Linked DNA regions of Mus musculus: region 2 is linked to region 1. A link is a contact called in ENCODE Hi-C or POLR2A ChIA-PET data. All regions are on one chromosome and are shown on one strand. Each heading gives the region's core, a stretch centred on a gene start or an enhancer-like site at or near the end of the contact. The rest is flanking DNA. Distances are from core to core; before and after follow the strand shown. Region 1 holds the start of Zfp54 (zinc finger protein 54). Region 2 has its middle 19 kb from the start of Zfp52.

Evidence for each region. A loop is a pair of places that touch in the nucleus more often than their neighbours do. ChIA-PET counts read pairs that join two places held with the same protein, here RNA polymerase II (POLR2A).
Region 2: a loop to region 1 is called in a map of gastrocnemius, with 5 times the contacts of the local background. The contact joins the enhancer-like site here to the promoter of Zfp54 in region 1. A Hi-C loop is called at or near these places in 13 of 37 maps with a recorded cell type or tissue (CH12.LX, CH12F3, Patski and 6 more). POLR2A ChIA-PET finds 5 or more read pairs at or near these places in 2 of 5 experiments (Patski and embryonic stem cell).

What each region holds. Positions count from the first base shown.
Region 1 is chr17:21,421,949-21,424,648 of GRCm38, forward strand. It overlaps Zfp54 (zinc finger protein 54), which reads left to right and starts at 1,296. Exons shown (of 5, transcript NM_001379357.1): 1 at 1,296-1,369.
Region 2 is chr17:21,515,580-21,518,279 of GRCm38, forward strand. It overlaps a transcript of Zfp53 not described here. Among named protein-coding and RNA genes, the nearest start is that of Zfp52, 19 kb to the right of the region's middle. Within about 2 kb of position 1,389, at least 2 of the 3 ENCODE cell types and tissues checked have a DNase peak (open chromatin) inside an H3K27ac peak, as active enhancers do; they include gastrocnemius and heart, where a contact is called at or near this core.

The DNA of each region.
Region 1 (2,700 bases), core at 46-2,545:
GTTATGTGACTCTAGAGAATCCTAACTAAGACACAAGTTGGTACCAGGATTGGTTCTAGAGGAGCAGAAGTATAAGAATGAATGTCTTAAGAATCTGGAATCCGTTTAATAATTTGTCAGCATCTTCTAATTCACTAGGCACCTTCAACTCCTGAAATTTCTCCAGATACTTTCTCCCCTGGGAGCTTGGAGAATATAGGAGGCCAGTGGTGGAAACTATATGCAAATGCCTTTGATTATCTTGATTCATCAACTGTGACTGGTGTGAATTAGGTGACCCTGTACACGAAGTTTTCTACAATTTGGAGGGAAATAAGAAAACTGATTTGCCTGGCTTGTTGCTCTTAGTATCTCTGGACAAAAACTGGCGAGAGGGGCAACAGCACATTTGAAGAGTTTTGTTCTTGCCCTTTTCCTTGTGCCAGACCTTAGGGTTGGAGATACTGCTACTCAATTGAATGAATTAAATGTAATGGATTTAATTTTGCCCCAAGGTAACAAAGGCCAGGTGGCAGCATCGAATCACCAGAGACAAGGTGATCATAGTTATTATAGTGGGCAATGTAGACAAAACATTCATAATGACCTACCCCATAATGATCACAACTCTGCATTGTGATTACTGTAGTTTTTTACAGTGGTCTCTGTAGTAGAGAAAAGTTTCTTGATAAGGGGTGAAGACTAAGCTTATTCGTGGGCAGGAGAGAAAATGTTTAGTTTATTCTTTGGGATTATGCTGGGTTAGTACAGTCTGTTTTATCTCAAAGCACTTTTATCTTGAGTCACAGAAGACAAACTCCTCTCTGAATTAGGAAAATGGCAAGACCACCATCTAGTGGTGAAAGCCATGCAGCTCAAGATAAATTCACTGACTTCTTGAGACACCTATTTCTTTTCAAAATCCAAGTTCTTTAAATGTCTCTCCGCAAGTCAAATTTTCAGGATTTGGTTTTGACTTGTCATTTTTGTGTGTTGGGATTGTTTGGGATAAGTTTGTCGCTCACGGGCTGGTAGTCAAGTCGAGGTGTAAGGCTATCTTTTATCTGAAGGGTTCAGAACTCAGTATGGTGGTCAGATATCCGGGTGCAGCGTCCTGTCAGATCCAGTTCTAGTCTACGCTGACAGCAAACTTGTGGGGAGTCTGTGGAGAGCGGGTTCAGAGAAGCTTGACAGCTGGAACTGTGTGGACCGCAGCCTGAGACTGATAGGGAGGGACCTGTCTCCGGGGGGGTGGGGCCACTCACCGGAAACAGCCGTTGGGGACAGTATATGGGTGTGGAGGAAGTGTGTTGTGTGGAGGAAGTGTGTTGAATGGAGCTGGGATTAGAGGAGTGGCGTGATAGCTGGGACTGTTCTTTAGTGAACCTAGGTAAGTTGACTGAGGAGCCAAACCCAAAAGTGGCAAGGACGTCTTCCTCGAGGAACTCGCTGGCATGCACCGTGGAGAATCTTGTGATGCAGACCTGGAGTCAGAGGATACAAGAAGGGTTTCAAGGGGACGCAAAAAACTACCCTGAGCCTCAGGTGCCGCGCGGGGCATCCTGGGAGAGTCAGCAGGCAGCAGCCCAACCGGTGGAACCACAGCCCAGTGGGGGAGGGCTGTAACCTACCAGGTTAGAGGAGCTAAGGGGCTGGGAAAGGGAAGGAATCAGACAGGGGTGAGATATTTCCTCGGCTACTCATAAAAATGACAGCTCTCAAAATTCTGCTCTTCATGTCTTGCCCTTGCCCATAGATTTTAGACCATACTAAGTTGATGAATACTGATTTTTTTTCCATTTATTCTCTTGGCAAATTTTTCTTATAGAAGTACTCTAGTGGAGTATTTGAAACTATCTGTTAATATTGGCAAACGTGTTTGGTTTGGTTGTTGTTTTTGTTTTGTTCTTGTTATTTTGCTATGATAGAAAGGACAACGCTCCTGAAATTTACATTAGTCCACACTAATTTCTTTGTATACCTGGGAACTTGGCACCTACGGAGAGGTTTTAACTATCAGTAATGAAAGGAACATGTAAGGAATTTTTAAGAGCAAGGGCATCTTTGCAGTCAGGAGCAAAAGCAATACAACAAAGTCACACCACACAACAAACATCGTGCAAGAGATATATTGCAGATAAACAGAATGGCAGCTACTCTGAAAGGGAAGAGAGTTGGAAGGCTAGGCAGAGGGATGGGTGTTTATAGTGTCTTTGGAGCATGTGAAATGACGTACTGGAAAAGAACAGTGGGTCCTGAAGTATTGCTTGGTCATTAAAGCTGGAACAATGTAATCTGTTAACACTGAGTAATGAAGGGATTTCCAGGTTTTAAGGCCCTGGAGGCACTGAAATGACTAGCCTCCCCTCCTACCCCAGCATCATCCCCAGGTTTCTCTTAGGGCCATAACTGCCATTTCCAGCCCCTTGGGTCAGAAAGTGGCCAAGCTGCTGTCCTAAAGAGAAAGAGAGAGAGAGAGAAAAAAAAAGTCCATGATCAAGCTACAAAGGCTTCCATCATTTTCAGTTCATGATAAGTTCAGAACTTTATTAGTGTATATTATTCTCATTCCAATCATCCAGTTTCATTTCTACCCATAAGTTTTCAAGAAGCTGTGATTGGAAGTGAGGTTCACGCTAGACTAACTGAAAATGTTTTCTAAATATTTTTCAATATTCTGACACTGAATGGCATTTGGGGGATCATTGTACAGTCTTCAGT
Region 2 (2,700 bases), core at 139-2,638, 94 kb after region 1:
GTGAGGCCAGTGCAGGTAAAGACAGCTGCTATTGGTTACTGATTACAATACTTGTATGGAGTCTAGAGAATGGTGTGTCTTAACCTTTCCCTTATTTTCTAACCACCTCTTCTTCCTTGTTCCCAGAGCTAGAGATGGGGTGGTGTAGCTGACGTTTTTAGGCCTGGGAACACATACTTCACTTATTTTCTGCATCTGCGACAGCCAAGAGGCTGCATTCACCACTCCATTTAAAAAAAAAAAGGAAAACAGAACGTTCTCTTTTTTTCCTCTCAAAGCATCGCTGTCACAGAAGACTTAAATGACAAGACCGCCATCTATTGGGGAAATCAGTACAGCGCGGGATTAATTCACCCCTAGGCTGTTGCAAAGGCCTTACCACTTACTTCTTTTCAAAATCCAAGTTCTTTAAATATCTCTCCCCAAGTTCATATTTCAGTATTTTGTTTTGGCTTTTTAATGTTTGTGTGTTGGGGATGGGACTCTCGCTTCTGAATTTAGTCTATTATTGTTTGGTATGAAATATATAAGCCAGAGGTTGGTAGTCCAGTGGAGACGTTAGGCTGTTTGTCTTTTTTATAATTCACCTTACCCAAATCAGTTCCCCAGTCCCTCGCAGCTTTTCCCCTCCCCGCACCCATTCTCCTCTGAGAAGAGGGATTCCCACCACACCTGTATTCACTAGCGCCCCCCAGCCCCTCCCGCCCAGCACATAATCACTGCAGGACTAAGCATATCCTCTCTGACTAAGGTCAGACAAGGCGACTGGGTTAGGGGAAGGAATCCACAGGCATTCAACTAATTCAGGGACAGCTCTTGCTCCAGTTTTGGTGGTGGTGGGGCGGGGGTGGGAGCTGTCGTTTATCTAAAGGGTTTAGAACCCCGAGTGGGGCTCAGATACCGGGTGGAGCGTCCTTCCAAAAACACTTGTGGTCGGCGCTCTCACAAGAGTGTGTGGAGGCTGTGCAGAGCCGGAGCAGCCTGAAAGCTGGAGCTGTGTGAAAGGCAGCCTGAGACAAAGTGGGAAGGACTGGTCTCTGATGGGGCGCAGATGCTCACCCGGAAACATATTTGGAGATCGGAGATCCGGAAGCACATTGGGAGGATTTTCGACTTAATGGAGATGTGTAGGGGAACTGTGTAGAGTGTGAGGAATTAGGAGAAACACGTGGGTGGAAGCTGGGACGCTAAATTACTGAAGTTTGAGAAGTTTTACCTAGAGCCAAAGCCAGAAGTCGCTTCGACAGGTTTCCCCCGTGCACGCGGTCCTGCACCGTGGGTAATCGCGTGGTGCAGATCTGGGGTCGAAAGATACGGTGGACTTGGGGGAAACTAAAATTCCTGGCTGCCGCGGGTGCCGCGGGTGCCGCGGGGCATCCTGGGAGAGTCAGTCAGCAATCAGCAGCGCAGCTGGAACTGCAGCCAGGCTACCAGAGCTGCTGGGCTAGGAAACAGGAAGGAGCAGTTTCTTTTCTGTTCCTGAGGAAGCTGGCTCTGAAATTCTGCGGTGGATGTCTTCCCTTGTGGATACATTTTAGCTCATATAAAGTGGAGTAATCCTGGTTTTTGTTTGTTTGCTTGTTTTTTGTTTTGATCTTCTGATTACCAAAATATTCTTATTAGAATATTCTAAGAGAATATCAGTTCTCTTTGTTGAGGTGAAACGGACCAAGCTCTTGGAATTTACACTCATCCACGCTAACTCCCAGGGTATATATATATATACTTAGTGACTTGGCATCCCTGTAGAACTTTTAGATATTAGTCATGTCTGAAAAGCACAAGAGGCAATGTACCAGTTTTTAGGTTTTACATATTTTTCTGTTTTCTGTCTGATGCGGATATATGCATTCTGTGTTTGGTGACATGCACCCTTCTTGATCAAGGACTTTTTATCTAACGGACTCTTTACCATTTCCTAATACTCTCTGCTTTGTATGTTAATACTTTTGACTTTTCTGTCACTACTATAGTTATGATCACTAGCCATCTTTACTGAACCCCATATTCATGGCATTTAAAGAAATCTTTCTCAATATTTTTTATCTTTAGATATGAAATCTTTTGTAGAAAATATCTTTTAATATCTGCTGTCATTTTTCTTTTTTGCGTAGTGTAGTCTGTTTACCTGTTTAGTATAGGGAATATTAATTGAAAGAAGTTCATTTGTTATTGTGTAGGAACTTGAGTATGGACACTGACTGGGTAGAACTGGAATCTCTTTATATTATATATCTTTTATATCTTATGAACTTTTTAATATGTGCAGAGCTTTTTAATATGTGCACATTTTCCCTTCCAGCAGATGCTGAGCAAAATAAATAAGCAGAATATACTTATTTATTGATTATATTTTTATTTGCTTTTAAATAGATTCTGGATTTTAGTCCATTATTCTACACTATACTATACCATATATAATATAATATAATAAATATAATATATAGATACTATAAACACATAAAGTAAATATATCTGCTGGATAAGCTATCTCTTCATACTTAATTTTACTATTTCCCTGAATTTTAAATTTTTACATAGTATATTTTGTCAGTCAGTTCTTATATCAAGTGTTGCCTATTTCTGTTAATCTACAGGATTCACTGTTTCAGATCACACATGAAAGTCTGATTCCTTGTATGATAGGAGAAAATTGGACCCAGGTTCATATTTTATATGCCCATAGACACTTTTCCCAGT